2 separate regions of the Homo sapiens genome follow, and region 1 is linked to region 2. Evidence: read pairs that join two places in POLR2A ChIA-PET (ENCODE). Cell type or tissue: PC-3. All regions are shown on one strand. Each heading gives the region's core, and the rest is flanking DNA. Links, peaks and the distances in the headings are about the cores only.

Region 1 (8,345 bases), core at 291-8,290, 160 kb before region 2:
ACTCACATCCCGTGTCTCCTTTCACAGGTAAAGGATGAGCAGAGACATCACAATTTACACATTAATTAGATTGTAAAATGAACTCTGGGAGAAATAAAAATCTCGAGCCCTCTGCAGACTTAGGAGACAGATCAGCATTTAGCACGGTCTCCTACTGTGTTTAGACTGGACTGCTTGATTGAGAAATGATGTCAAGCATTGTTCTGATGCTGCTATTCTCTGGTTTCTTTCTTTTCCCAGGCTGGATTCTATAGGTTTGCACCCAAACAACCTATAGGCATGACACAGCAAACCCTCACACAAACACTGGTTTTGCTTTATGAATTCAATCCAAGACAGGGAAAACAGTCTCAATTTTCTGGCACTCTCCCTCTTGAGCCCTGGAACTGGAGAAATTCTATGACAGGCTATTCCTATGTTGAAGTAAGAGATGCACAGTCAAGAAAAGCCAAGAAACTCAAGTAAGTATTGTATGCCGGCACCAGAAGCACAGGACTGCTCTGACTGAAAGTGGCAATAAAGGAAAGCTGAGACACGTGGGAAAAGGGACAAGAGCCAGAAGAAATACAAAAGGAAAAAAACAGGCAGAGTAAAGGACAGCACAGAATAGACATGGTGGTGTGGAAAACAAGCAGCAAGCCGTCTGACAGCTGAGAAGAGCAGCAAAGAAACTTAGAGCAGTTCTGTCATGTGGAGAGAGGGGCAAATAGCCCCCAACCCCAAAAAGCGTGGTAATTAAGGCATTCACTCATTCACTCATTCATTCAACAAACTTACTCTGTGGGAAAAGCTTAAACTTGATTCACTTCTAAACACCCACTTCTATTATTTTTACATTTTATTATGATTTAAATGTTATTATTAAAAAATGTTTTGGCCTTATATACTCAGGATCATGAAATCTGGCAGAAATGACATAGATAAAATATTGTTTTTATGAGAAAGGATGCTAACATGGACAAATGCTGAGTGTGGACAGATCCGTGTCTCCAACCTCTCCCATCTGTGTGTAATATTCAGTGCCCTCCCCACCTCCAGGTAGTACAGAAACCCTGATGTCTCCATCAGCAGGTGGCTTTGGGCCTCAAAGTAGAAGTCAGACATAGAAAAGAAAATTTAAATACAATTTTTACACATCTAGGTTTCTAGCCTAGGAAAGTACGTTCTTAGGTTTGATTTGAAAGAAATGTTTTTAAAAATTCCATTCCCCACATTTTCTAGTTAAAATTTAAGGGCAGGATATAGTCTCCCTATTTAACAATAACAAAAATGGTATAATTTTCCATAAATTTAGTACTTTCCTACTTTTGAAAGAACAAGATTTTAGATGCGAAGTCCTATATTCAAGGCTGACAATTAAAATAGACTTTTCAAAAAATCATTTTAAAATCCCGTAGTTTTAAATTTAGCTTTACAATGTTCAGATGGTAATGTGAATAGAAATGGTGACTCAATTACTTTTCAAATGAAGTACGTTGATGAATATATTCATTTTCTCTTGGCAGGGAATTATTATTGCCTTAAATTTAATCTTACTTCTGCACATGCTACAGGAATTTTCATGGCTAAACTGTTTTAAATTAACTTATGATTCATCCACCATGAAAAATGAGTGTACTCTACCCACAATGAGGCAAAGTGACAAGTAGACTGTAGACGACTTTAAATTTGATTTTCTCAGACATTTTATTAAAACCCTTCTCTTGGGTTGCTAGAAATCATGCCCCTGGATTCACTCCAGGGGCAGGCTTGGGAGACTGGACTGAGCTGGCAGGACATGCACTTGTCCATTTATTCAACAAATGCAGAATTAGGCACATAAGGGATCAAGGCCAGAGACTCTGCTAAAACAGAAAGAATAAATGAGCCTTTAGGTCCAAAAACCTACTGACAAAGGAATAGCCAAACTTTATTCTCTAAAGATAATATTGTAGCCCCTGATCCCAGGGGAGAGGTTGTTTGCTCTCTGCCCCAGTTTGAAGCAACCTGAGGGCAGAAGAAGGAAAGAACAGGATCTAGACTATAGTGGAAAGAGATGAGAAGTCTGCAGGTAAATCTAATTCTATGATTCCAGGACAGAGAGGCCAAACCTGCCTTAGGTACACTACCGACTTCAAAAGCATTATTCCAAAAGTCAATATCAATGCCTTATATACTTATCTCTAGTTAGAAGTGTGTACAGATGAACAAATGTCTAGAACTGGGAGATATAAAAGCAGCTCTTAGGTAAGAGGACAGCTACAATCAACTTAATTTGGCTCAATGAACTCATCTTCTCCCAGGAAGGGTTTTATGATGTGTATTTATTCACATCATAGAATAGGGAACAAACTTAAAAAGGCAAAACTCATTTTGCACACAGGCCAGTGGCAGATGAGAATTTGGAACTCACAGTGAACTGTGGCTTTGGAAAGATCACCCACTTCATGTAGTATTTTAAATGTGTTTTGTGAGCGAGTACCTAAGGTAGTAGAAGACACAGTTACAAGTATGATCAATCAACCTTAGGCTATTTAAAAGTTCTAAAAAAAAAAAAAGAAGCATGAGGACTTTTCTGCACCTTAGAAAAGTGAACAAAATAATACATGCTCTTAACAGTGATAGCAATTGCATTTGTGCCCACAGAGGAAGAAACATTCATTTATAAAGGACAGGTAAAAGATGGGTTTTGAAAGATGTCACCTCAGTGAAAGAAATCTGTGAATGCAGCCATTTCTGACTTTGTTCTGAGTCAAATAACCTTGTTCTAACCATTGCCTTCCCTCCCAAATCTTGAATAAACACAAACACACACACACACAGCTATGTTATCGAGCTAATTACTTTAGTTTCCTTATCTATAAAATATGGATAATAGTATCAACCTCCTAAATCTCTTATGAGAATCAAATGAGATGATCATGCAAAGACACCACTTAGCAGTGTCTATCTGGCAAATGTCATTATGAGACTGCAGTCAATGTTGCAAATTAGTACTATGTTTATGATTCAATAGATACCTCAAGTATGTAAACATACTTGAACTGGTCTGCAGTCCATAATTTAACTTGGATGTATAAATGAATCACTTTGAGCAGGTCTATGCACTCAAATCATTGAAGGCCAATGTGAAAAAACAAACAAACAACAAAAAAAAAACCTCTGAGCACTCTTAATTTTTATTTTTGTCTTATTTGTTCAAATGCCAAGTATAGGCATCTTACAATGATACCATGTGTGTCCCCAGAAAACTTCACATTTTGGAAAAATTGCACACTAAAAATAATAGGGTCTTTGGGAAAAATGCATTAATAATAAGATATTTAAATCCAATACAGGTTTGAAATCAAGACTCTAACACAAACAGTTAGAATCCTAATAAGAAATTATGCTATTATGGTTCAATTTCCATGGGCATTTGCCATAAAATTTCAGTCATTCCAACCCTTGTGGCCTTTTACCATGGAGTCATGCTTTATTTTTCTTTTAAAATGAATGTCCTTGAAACAGTCACTTCTATAGAAAGAAGTTTAACCAAAACTTAAAATACTATCCAAGGGTAGCCTTTTTAATCATTAATTTTCTTTTTAACATGAGAGAAATATCTTCAGGCTTCATCTTTTCTTGAAACTCCCCAAAGAGCTTAACATATAGAAAATCTAGCAGTTTTTCAAACCACTAAATAAGTCACATTTTACACAAATGAAAGGCATTTCTGCAGATTATATAGGTTTTATCTTAAAGTCTTAATATATTATGAAGTTTTTTCTCTATTAGTAAGAAAGCTTGACTATAATGGGTTTAAAACATTAGCATGTTGGGGGAAATTGCATAAACCCACATAACTTCCACTGACCTCAGCCTCCTCTTTACCAGTCATGGTAGAGATAATTAACATTAAAGAAACACATTATGGGAGAACAGACTATGATTGCATCATTATTATAATGACAACAAATGTAACCCTTATTTCCTATTAAAAAACACTTTCGATTAATGATAAGGAATGTTCTAAAAGACTAGATTGTTGCAGAGTTGAATAAATATCCATGAAATTGAGCTCTAAGAATGTAAACAGAGATTCTGTTGAAACTACTTTCACAGGATACATTGTCTATATCTCACACTGGAGACAATTTTGTAGCAGAAAAACTTTGGAGAAAAGAAAAAAAACCCAGGTGGGTGGGCAGCAGTGGAACCAGATGAACATTCTCTGTGGAGCTTCACCAGCGATTGCATAGAACTCTGTGATTTTACAGTGAAGACTGTCTGTTCCTTTCCATGACTTACAGAAACCAGGAACTTTGCTCCAAAGAAAAGGGCGATGGCATTTTGAAAACTAGCTAACCGTCAGAGGCAATTGCAGCGGAACTTTGGCCACCGTTGGATCATTTCCACTTCTCTCCCACTTACTTGACAGCCTGAGTCATTTTTAGATCTGATTTCACAGTCAAGAGTGAATCTGAGTCCCAAGACATCTCCCTGTTGGTCTTGTAGGTAAAAGGGAATAGAAAGATGTAGGAGAAGGGAATTTTCAGTTCTCAAATAATTTATGCAAGTATATACACACATACACATGCACACACATATGTGTATGTGTGAGCCTTGTTAACTGCAATGTTGGGAATGACTGTGTGTGGCCACGACCAAATTGCTGGGACACACAGAAGAAAGATTATTCTCTTTTAGTCACATGCAATAGTCGATCTTTCCTATAAATATATTTTGAGCAGGCCGGACACAGTGGCTCATGTCTGTAATCCCACCCCTTTAGGGAGGCCCAGGCGGGCAGATTATGAGGTCAGGACTTCGAGACCAGCCTGGCTAACGTGGTGAAACCCCGTCTGTATTAAAAATACAAAAATTAGCTGGACGTGGTGGCAGATGCCTGTAATCCTAGCTACTCGGGAGGCTGAGGCAGGAGAATTATTTGAACCCGGGAGGCGGAGATTGCAGTGAGCCAAGATTGCACCATTGCACTCCAGCCTGGGTGACAGGGTGAGACTCCGTCTCAAAAAAAAAAAAAAAAAAAAAAAAAAAAAAAATATATATATATATATAGAGAGAGAGAGAGAGAGAGAGAGAGAGAGCAAATACTTGACTATTAGTTTGAAAGGAACAAATTATTTGCATTTTTGAGATATAAGTATGTTTTAGTACAATGCTGTTTGAGCTATTTGACACCAACCTCTGCTTTCCTTCCAGCAAATTCAAACCCTACGTCGTATCTTGGCAGTCATCCTGTCCTTAAGAACATTTATGGAGCTAGAGCTAGTTCACTGTTCTCAGTAATTACTTATATCAATTCTCCTGCTGTTTCTGGCTGCTTCTGCTCTGGCTTTGGGTCCTCATCCCATTAACTGGCCTTTGGCCATAGATCCCTGACTGGCCCCTGCAATTATGCTCAGTTCATTTTCCTTCTCCCTACTTACGGCATAGTTGTCACTGGGTCTCTGTTTTCACTGGTCTCTCCCACTTGATACCATATCAAATTGGCACTGTTGGCTTTCTGATCCAAATATCAATATTTTACGCATTTCACTTTTCTGCTGGTTCTCTGTCTGCTCCCTCTTATTGGACTTTGTGGGCACAGACCACCCACTTATCCCCTTCTTCTCTTCTCCAGATCCCTGGTGCCTGTCTGGCTTTCTGCATCCTGATGCCCTCAGTTGGGCTCCTACCTCAGAGCCTCATCTTTGTAGACCTTTCAAGTTCATGCCTCACCACAGTCATTCCACTGAACTACTCCCCTGGCTGTTCCCCCAGATGTCTCCTATACTTTCTTCTGCCTCTGCCCTCTGCATCTGCTCTTCTCTTTGCTTAGGATGTGACCTCCACTCTTTGCCAGGCTAACTGCTTCTCATCTTTCAGGACTCAGCATCAATGCCACTTCTTCAAAGAAGCCTTCCCTGATCTCCCAGGGCCAGGTTAGGTTAGCATCCTATGTGCTCTTAAAGCTTCTTACCTTGTCTTACTCCTAGCACACACATGTCACACTGGGTTATTGTTGCCTTTTTGTTTGACTGTTTCCCCTAGTTAAGTGAAGTACTTAAGAAGTGATCATCTTGAAGGAAAGAACTTCATCTTGTGATAATTTTATCCTCAGCATCTAGAACAAGGCCTTGCCCATAGAAAACTCTCAGTACTTTTGTGTGATGAAATACAAAACTAAAAATTAATAAAAATTAATAAAAAAATAAAAAGCTAAAAATAAAAAACTACAAATGCAACCACATAAAGCATGGGTATTATCATCAATCCCATTTTAAAGATAAGGAAACTGAGCATGGAGAAATTAAGTGACTTTCCGAAGGTTACATAGCCAAGAAATACAGATGTGAGTTTCAAATCTAGGCAGTCTGCCTCCAGAGCCTATATGCTGAATTGCTACTCTATAATCTATGCCTCTTGCTTTTGAGTTAGGGATAGAACCATAGCCATCATAAAGGATCACTTCTCATTAACTTTCAAAATAACCTTAAATTTAAAAGCTACAGATTGGGTGAGAAAACCTGTTTTGTATTCAGGCTTTTCTAACTCTGACTGAGCATACATATTTTGTGTTCAGCCCTTTATGGCAGATCCTAGGGGCAGGGTAGAGGGTAAGAAAGAAAAGAAATAGGGTCAGAGGGAAAATACCAAGGATCATGTGCAAAGGATAAAATGAAGATCAAGTTTTCAAAATATGTTCCAAATGGGTCATATAGCAAGGGCAGTGGCAGGGACCTGAGAAAGCAAGCTCAATGAACAGCAGCTTGCAGGGGCAAAGAGGCTGAACCGTGGATTCTACCAGCATGGTTTTGCTGTTAAGCCACAATGGGAGATAATTTTGTATCTGATTAATTTGGTTACAGCAAACATTGAGTCACTGTTGACAATTGTAAATTATTCTTCTCCTCCTTGTTCTTCTTCTTTTTTTTTTTTTTTTTGATGGAGTTTCGCTCTGTTGCCCAGGCTAGAGTGCAGTGGCGCTATCTTGGCTCACTCCAACCTCCGCTTCCTGGGTTCAAGTCATTCTCCTGCCTCAGCTTCCCGAATAGCTGGGATTACAGGTGCCCGTCACCATACCCACCTAATTTTTGTATTTTTAGTAGAGACAGAGTTTCACCATGTTGGCCAGGCCTCAAGTGATCTGCCTGCCTTGGCCTCCCAAAGTGCTGGAATTACAGGTGTGAGCCACCATGCCTGGCCAATTGTAAATTATTCTTCACTTTAATTGTGCCCGATAACCTTGAACTAATTACTTGGTGATTAATGACAGCCATTCAACTTGGGGATTTATGCCAAAGAATACTGAATGTGTCTAAGATTTCTCTGAGCCCTAAATTTGGGTGACAGTATTTGTCTTCATTACTGAAGTTAGAGTGCATGACAATGCCCTCCACCCCATCAGCATTGCACCTGTTATACCTGCTGCCTTTATAGAGCCCAGAGAAGTCCCCAGGTTAGATTAATCATGGTATGTAAATAGATAGTTACTGTAGCTAAAATGTCATGTCCAGAATAGAAGCCCAGCAAAGGAATAAAAGTGAGAAAAAGGAAGAGGAACAGTGTGGAACATCAGCAAGTCATTCTCATCACTTTAAAACTTCCCTGTGTTCTTGATTCACAGGCAAACACAAATCCAACAACATCACAAAACAGTTCCAAGAACCCTGGCTCTGAAGATTACTCCTTCAAAGCATGATATTGGTTGCTACAATTCCAAAAGAAAAAGATGAAGCTTATGTTAGACCAAGGCCCTGCCACATGCATACACACACACACACACACACACACACACACACACACACACACACACTGAACAACAGACATGTTCTATTCCTTTCCATGCCCCTAAGTAATTAGCACAAGGCCTTCGTTTGTTAGTTGTCTGTGCAGTTTGTTGAATTGGGTCTCTGGGCGACACAGGAGTGTCCTTCTTGTCCATCCTGGTCTGTACTTGGGGCTGTCAATGGAAAGCCTTCCTTCCACACTGCCAAAAAACCCCCCTGGAAAACAGAGTCCAAACACAGCAGGGGGCCACATTCACCTTCGTGTTCCCAACACGCTGTTGCTCTGCGAGTGCAGGTTGAGTTGAGGGAACAGTTCTGTTGCCCAGAGCATTGCCTCAGGCTCCCAGACCGTTTGTGCTGGGATACTAGATTGGCGGAACCAAAGAAGACCATTCTCCTCTGTAGGTGGATGGTTCCCTGCTTGTATCTTTCCAGAATTGGGGCAATCTGAGCCTCAATGTCACACAAGCTGCACAGTGCAATGTGGGGAATGCCCAGGACAGAGCTGAGAGGCTAGATCCTGCCTTGGCCTTTCATCTAGTCACTGTTAAGACCTTGGCAAACCACTTAACCTCACTGGGCTTCTATTTT
Region 2 (8,345 bases), core at 332-8,331:
AAGTTAGATGATTTTCTGAGGTCTCTTCTAATGGTTAAGATTTTTATCATTTTCTATTTCATAAGGCTTTCAGCTAGCAGCCTTAATAAAAACCAGTGCCTGGAACATGACCTGGCCTGTAGTGACACTCAGTAAACGTTGAGTGAATAAATGATTGAAACACACCAGAAACAAGTGCATTTGAGTGCTTTTACACACCGTGCTTAGTGCTTAATGTAGATTACCTCATTTAATTATCACACAGTGCCAAGGTAGATATTTCTACCCCCATTAAATAAACGAGGAGACGGAATAGCTTCTTTAAAGTCACTTACCTAGTAAGTGATAAAGCTGAAATTCAAACCCAGATAAATTTCACTCCAAAGACTTCTGTTTCTGTTATATTGCTATTTGTAAAATCAATTTGTGTCCTAGCAACGTCGTCTTTCCAGGATACCTTTAGAAAAATTAAAGCTTTCTTCTTGTCATATTCTTTTGAAAAGCTTGCAGACCATATATTTAAGGTTTCAAGTGACTGGCCCACATCTAGTTGTTCTCCTAAAAATGAAATTGTCAACTTAAGAGATTTTTTTTATATCTAAAATGCTAATAATGACTTTTTAAAACAATATTTATGTGCCTTTCCAAGAAGTATGCAAATAGCTTACTCATCTCTTTAGGGCAAACTGGGAATCCAATATCGACTTTCTAGTGTTAGTGTAGTAAAGAGATTGGCCATTAGTTAACCAGTTCAGCTATTGTTGATAGACATTTGCGTTATTTGTAGTTTGGAGCTATCATGAATAGCACTGCTATGATGTCTTCGATGAATGTCTTTATGCATTTCTATGGGATATATGTCTGGAAATGGGATTATTGAGTCATAACACATGCATAGTTAATAGTGTACTATCAAATAGTTCTTCAAAGTTGTACCAATTTACACTTAGCAGTATATGAGAATTCTAGGTGCTCTAGATCTTTTCTGATGATTATCATTCACACTAAATCTTTTTTATTTTAGCCATGTGGATAGGTGCATAGTGGTACTGCAATTTTGACTTGAATTTACATTTTTCTACTGATGTGAAGATGATTTTCTTTTTGATATATGTATTGACCATTAGATGTTCTTTTGTAAAATGCCCATCTTTTGCTTATTTTTCTATTAAATCGTCTGCCTTTTTCTTGTTGATTTGTAAGAGTTCTGTATATATCCTAGATATGAATCTTTTGTTGGTCATGTATATTTGCAAATATCTTCTCCCACTCCATCTTGCTTTTTTTTACTCTCTTAATGATTTTTTATTAATATGAGTTTTAAATTTTAATGTAATCTAGCTTATGAAATCTTTTCCTACCCCTAGATATTCTCTGTTCTCTTCTGAAAACTTTATCATTTTATCCTTTACATTTAGATCTGTGATCCATCTGGAATTGATTTTTGTGGATGGTGTGAGGTAGACACCAAGATTCATTCTTTTCAGTATGGATATCCAGTTATCCCCAGGACCAGTATATTTTATTGCATAGAATTATGTTTGAGGTAATTAGTATGATATCAACACCATTTGGGGTAGTATATTAATTTTCTAGGGCTATTAAAACAAGTTATTGCAAACTTGATGTCTTAAAATAACAGAAATTTATTCTCTCATAGTTCTGGAAGCCAGAAGGCCAAAATCAAGGTATTGGCAGAGTAAGGTTTGCTCCTTCTGAGGAAGAATCTGTTCCATTCCCCTCTCCTAACTTCAAGTGATTGCCAGTAATCCTTGGTATTCCTGGGCATGTAGGTGACTAACCGTGGCCTTTGTCTCTGTCAACACAGTGTTCTCCCTGTGTTTCTGTGCCCAAATTGCCCCATTCTTAGATTAAGGCCCACCATAATCCAGTATGACCTCATCTTAACTTGATTGTACCTGCAAAGACCCTATTCCTAAATGAGGTCATATTCATAGGTCCCAGGCAGACACAAAATTTGAGGGGATACTATTCAACCTAGTACAGGTAGCAATAAATAAGATTAGTGCATATCACTCACTTTTTTTCACTATTAAAGGGCAATGTTAGTTCTGAATATACCCTGTGAGGAGGCAGAATATCTCCCGACTCTGAAGCTGCCCAGTTAAACTTCATAATGGCAGAAGTCAGTCTTCTGCTTGCCTCTCTGTTAACTCTGTTTATAGCTTAGTGCTCAAGAAGCACTTGATACTTACCTCTTCTTTGAACTGCATCTTCATCCCAGATGATTTCCAGCTTTCTGGGCAGATATGTGTTTATTAGGAACATACTTCAAGGAGGGATCTAGGGACTGATGGATAGAGAGGAAGGGCAGAAGACTTAGTATGTGTTTCCAAGATTGGACGCCCTTTTACTGCTGTGTGTCTTCACATGGTTAGCTAAAAGCCCAGTTAACTTTAGCTCACCAAGAGGGAGAATGTGTCACTTTAACATTCTTATTCTAATATTAGGGTGAAAATTCTGGTAGCATCAATACTCTCAAACTAGGAAATCTGACATTCTACAGTTAGGAATTGGGATAGGAGACATTTATGAATCCTTGGATATGACGTTCAAATGTATTACTGTCTAAGACTGATTTCTAATTAACTTCTATATCATTGGAACCAAAGCATTATGTACATTTATTGGTCATTTTGTTATGTAGGCTGCACATGACATATGCTGCATTTTGTGATGCTGTAGTGTTGTGATGGGTAGGGTCTGGAGGCACATTTCAATTGTGTTAAATTGTTCACATCTGATGTTAACATCTGATCCTAGCCATATTCCTGTTTTATCACTTACAAATCTGTCATTCTTTTACATATGAGGCATTGGTGGGATAAACCTTTTGCAATAAAAACTGACATTTCACTTTTAAGAAACTCAGTTGACCCAGGAAAGAACTCCCTGGGCATATCAGTGTAAAATTAAAGCAGTAAATCAAAATGTAATATACAACATAAGTGCTAGCATCTTTCCCTGTTTTATTTTTAAAATAATTTTATATTGTTGTTATTGCATTTTATTACAAATCCAGTGTTTGTAGCTTGTATAACCCATCAATTTATTTCCTCTCTCCACTTGCCATTTCACTTTGTAAAATCATAGAGTTGCATTCTATTGTTGAAAGAGCTTAAATTTCAAAAAAATTAATTTGGATCCTTAGAAAAACATTTCATTTTATTTCTAAAAGGGAAAGGTAATTTGAAGCACATGCTATGCCTCATTAATATTAATTAATATTAAAAATAAACCTGGATTACTTATAAAAATGATATTTTGTAACAGGATTTTTCTAATAATATAATTATTCTTTCTTAAAATGTTTTACTTTATTATGTTATAATTTGAAATACATTTAAACAACTATTTTGAGAACTTGCCTTAATGATTTCATATGGAGACTAACTAGTAAAATTGCTCCCTGTAATTCGGTGGTGTAACTGCTCAGGAATTAGCCACAGCCATCTTCAAGTGTCAGATTTCCTTTGCTTCCAGGACTTCAAGTGCCATTCTTTCCATTGCTGCCTTTGTGTTTTAGTAAACTCTCAATGAGTATTGCCATTGTTCTTCACTGATTTTTTTTTTAAATAAGATTTCAAGCATGTGATTTTTTTTCTCACATTCTTCATTTGTTCCTATTTGACAGTTATGAGTAGGATTTGAATTTCTTTTGTTCTCCAGTCATTTGGAATGGTTTTCTATCATAATGCTATTGAGAAGGTAAGGCCAGTGAAGACACCACATAACAATGCAGTTAGGTATGTCAAGTGGGATCCCCTGCATTGCTTGTCCGTTCCTTGCATCGTCAGCGTAGCAAGTATTTTTCTACTTCATGTCCTCCCAGTGACTCAAAAGCTTTACCACTTACACATTCCACAAGGTGTCTGTTCTGTGTTTCATTGCTTTTGAAACAAACACAAGCGAGTTGACATGTTATACAAACCTTGAGTTCTTTTCCTTGCAGATTCTTTTTTTCTATTCTCATATTCAACTCCACAAGATGCTTATTCACAGTAAGTCATTGCTAGGATAATGGTCTTAATAGTTTAAAAATTTCCAAATAGGATTCATTTTAGGTATTGACAGTGGTACTCAGTGGTACTCACTGTCAATACCTAAAAGAAAGGAAGAAAGCAATGTTCTGTGAAGAACTTGAGCTAAACTTCTGAAGTTAAGGGTTTTGCTTGTGGTCATCTGTGGTACATGATTACTTGAGATGAGATGCCACGATGGTGGTGGAGGTAAAGAAGTACCAGCAGGAAGAAATCTTCCTGTGCTTATTCCTTCAGAGGGGGTATCTGTTGAATTTTTTTCATTTTGGTCCTTCTTATGTAGCCATGAAGGTTTTCTAAAGAATACCTAAAAACGGCCAGGTATGGTGGCTCACGCCCGTAATCCCAGCACTTTGGGAGGCCGAGGCAGGTGGATCACGAGGTCAGGAGATAGAGCCATCCTGACTAACATGGTGAAACCCTGTCTCTACTAAAAATACAAAAAAATTAGCCGGATGTGGTGGCGGGCGCTTGTAGTCCCAGCTACTCGGGAGGCTGAAGCAGGAGAATGACGTGAACCTGGGAGGCAGAGCTTGCAGTGAGCTGAGATCGCACCACTGCATTCCAGCCTGGGCAACTGAGCAAGACTCCATCTCAAAAACAAAAAAAAGAATACCTAAAAACATTTTTTATATCAGAATTTTTATTCTTTCTAGTGGTATTCATAAAAGCATATTGCATATGATGCTTTTTAAAATATCATGTGCCCTCACCCCCCACCCGCCATGCACAACTTGCAGAATGGAAATACTTCGACATGGTATTAACAGGTTTGGTGTTTTTATTTTGGAGAGAGATGAAAAAGGCGTCTGTTAGTACCTTAATACCGCAAGTATACGTTTAGCAATGACAGCCAATACCAATGGACTAGATTGGATGATATTAATGAATAACTATTAGTTTTCTTCAGTGTGATAAGGTATTATGGTTCTGTAAGAGAATGTTCTGATATCTGTGAGTTGCATGCCAAAGTATTTATAAATGAAATATCGTATCTGTATATCACTTTTATATTGTTCAGCTAAAACAAGAAAAACATGTGTGCGTATGTGTGTTATACACACTTGAAAATGAAGCAAGTGTCAGAGTGTTAAAAAACTGTTGAATCTAGATGAACAGTGTATGGGTGTTGTACTATCTTTTTTTGTAGGTTTGAAAGTTCTTTAAATAAAAACTTAGGAGAAAAAATAAGCTATAAACAACTATTCTTCCCTGCAGGTCTCATTTTCTTGCTAATTTGGTTAATTTGTTATAACATCAAACTAGTTAATAATGTTAAATATACCTTTAATATTGGATTGAGAAACATTTAAACATTAACTATCAATAAAGAAGTTTATTTTTCTTTCATTGCTTTATAGGTTTATAGATTGTAAAGTCACAAGGTCAGGAAGTCCTGACATCCTTCCAGCAGTGGTTATAAGTGATACTTTTTGGCAGGAAAATAACTTCTAGCTGAGTATATGCAGCATAAAGGTTCCCTACTGCACAGAAGTCATTAATTTTTTTCTGAGTTAACATCACTAAAAGTCCCCCTTAGCTATAGCAGCCTTATGCATAGCCTTATTATTGAATGGTTTCATCCCAGCCGTATGTGGGTTTCATATGTCAGTTGATATTTAATGAGTAATATCTATGCCTTTTTTTTTCCTCATTGGATAAATGTTGGGGAAAAGAGATCTAATTGTCCTGGGGTTTTTTTTGTTTTTTGTCTTTTGTTTTTTTTTTTTTTTTTTTTTTTTTTGAGGCAGAGTCTTGCTCTGTTGCCCAGACTGGCATGCAATGATGCTATCTCAGCTCACTGCAACCTCCACCTCCTGGGTTCAAGTGTTTCTCCTGCCTCAGCCTCCTGAGTAGCTGGGATTACAGGCACGACCATCATGCCTGCCTAATTTTTGTATTTTCTACAGATGTCGTTTCACCGTGTTGGCCAGGATGGTCTCAAACTCCTGACCTCAGGTGATCTGCCCGCCCCAGCTTCCCAACGTGCTGGGATTACAGGCACGAGACACTGCACCTGGCTGTAATTGTCCTGTTTTTTTTCTGATTGTCCTAATTATTATGAAGCCATTATAATCTATTTTGTCTCTCTAGACTAGGGTATTTAAATTACTTCAAAACCAAATTCAACAACAAACTTGGACTGATGAGGGCACTCCATCTATGCGAGAGCTTCGGTCAGCCCTGCTAGAGTTTGCTTGCACCCACAACCTGGGGAACTGCTCTACTACTGCCATGAAACTGTTTGATGACTGGATGGCATCCAATGGAACTCAAAGGTGAAGTATACCTCTACTCAGATGAATTATCTTCTTTTTCTTTATTTCACATCATATACAGTATCCAGGGTATTCTCATCCTGGATCATAAATGTTATAAAACTGAGTGTCAGTGTAGGTGAACTCTATGTATCTGCATTCTCAAACAAGACTTTTTTTTTTTTTATTATACTTTAAGTTTTAGGGTACATGTGCACAATGTGCAGGTTAGTTACATACGTATACATGTGCCATGCTGGTGTGCTGCACCCATTAACTCGTCATTTAGCATTAGGTATATCTCCTAATGCTATCCCTCCCCCCTCCCCCCACCCCACAACAGTCCCCAGAGTGTGATGTTCCCCTTCCTGTGTCCATGTGTTCTCATTGTTCAATTCCCACCTATGAGTGAGAACATGCGGTGTCAAACAAGACTTTTTAAAAAATTGTGGTAAAATACACATAACATAAAATTTACTGTCTTAACCATTTTTTACTGTACAGTTCAGTAGTGTTAAGCATATTCACATTATTGTGTACTATATTTTCAGAACTTTTACATCTTGCAAAACTGAAACTCTGTACCCATTGAATAATTCCTCACTCCCTCTCCCCACCAGCCCCTGGTAACCACTATTCTACTTCCTGTTTTTGTGAGGTTGACTACACTGTATATCTCATATAAGTAAAGTCATATAGAATTTGCTTTTTTGTGACTGGCTCATTTCATTTACCATAACGTCTTCAAGGTTCTTCCATGTTGTAGCATGCATTAAAATTTCTTTCTTTCTTTCTTTTCTTTTTTTTGGAGATGGAGTCTTGCTCTGTCACCCAGGCTGGAGTGCAGTGGCGCGATCTCAGCTCATTGCAACCTCCACTTCTCGGGTTCCATTGATTCTCCTGCCCCAGTATCCGGAGTAGCTGGGATTACAGGCATCCGCCACCACACCTGGCTAATTTTTGTATATTTAGTAGAGACGGGGTTTCACCATGTTAGCCAGGCTGGTCTTGAACTCCTGACCTCAGAAAATCTGCCCACCTAGGCCTCCCAAAGTGCTGGGATTATAGGCATGAGCCACCATACCTGGCTAAAATTTCTTTCTTTTTAAAGGCTGAATAATTTTCCATTGTATGTATATACCACATTTTGTTTATCCATTCATTCCTGGATAGACCTTTGTGCTGCTTGTACCTTTTAGCTATTGTGAATAATAATGCCATGAACATTGGTGTGCAAATATCTCCTAGAGACCCTGCTTTCAATTCTTTTGGAAATACACCTGGAAGTAGTATTGCTGGATCATATGGTAATTCTAATTTTAATTTTTTGAGGAACTGCCATATTGTTTTCTACAGCAGCTGCACCATCATTCCAATTTCTCTACATCCTTGCCAACACTTGCCATTTTCTGGGTTTTTGATAGCAGCCATCCTAATGGGTGTGAGGTGATAAACAAGTCTCTTAATTTAGAAATAAAACATAGCAGGTAGAGTTAGCAGTTAACAGAAAAGCTTTTGGGGGTAATTAGTTCTCTCCAGCTCCTTACCGTGCATTATGGAGAGAAGATTCAAGCATCAGATGAAGAGTTGGGGTGGAGGATTTGGATAACGTTTTGAGGTCTTTCCCAGCTCTGAGATCTTAATAAAGGCAGTAGACTGTGTTTTCTCCCTGCACCCCATTTACTGCTATAGTTCTACCATGAAACTTATCACACTGAATTGTAATGCATATAGTTATTGCTCTATACTTCGTAGTAGCCTGTGAGTTCTCAGAGGACAGAGGCTCTCATTCCTTTTCCGCTCCCTAGTGTCCAGCCAGTCGCCTGCCTGGTTCTTTGTGAGTACTCTGTGAATATTAAATTGAACTGATGTATCCATAGACACACTACTAGGAAGATAGCAGTCACTGAATTAAACTTTTTCTCAACCCTAAATTGTGTACTCAAACTTGTTATTATTACCAACCCTCACACCAGAAACTCCACCACAGCCAACTCTTCGCCTTTGTATTCAGAATATTTTCTTGTTATTCTCATGTTTGACCACC

The links. ChIA-PET counts read pairs that join two places held together with the same protein. Peaks named below come from ENCODE experiments on the same cell type or tissue, not always from the same donor. Only the 100,000 strongest peaks of a DNase experiment are listed, where the experiment ranks them.
Region 1: POLR2A ChIA-PET joins it to region 2 with 6 read pairs; 3 of 35 experiments call an interaction of 5 or more read pairs at or near these places.

The regions. Positions count from the first base shown.
Region 1 is chr5:96,851,327-96,859,671 of GRCh38, forward strand. It overlaps a transcript of ERAP1 not described here. Among named protein-coding and RNA genes, the nearest start is that of ERAP2, 21 kb to the right of the region's middle. In PC-3, for the core only: a CTCF peak has its summit at 6,428; a DNase peak (open chromatin) is centred at 4,385; H3K4me3 peaks cover 1,016 bases; H3K27ac peaks cover 4,124 bases.
Region 2 is chr5:97,016,166-97,024,510 of GRCh38, forward strand. It overlaps LNPEP (leucyl and cystinyl aminopeptidase), which reads left to right. Exons shown (of 18, transcript NM_005575.3): 14 at 6,135-6,319. Among named protein-coding and RNA genes, the nearest start is that of LIX1-AS1, 53 kb to the right of the region's middle. In PC-3, for the core only: no CTCF peak of the experiment used is centred there; no DNase peak of the experiment used is centred there.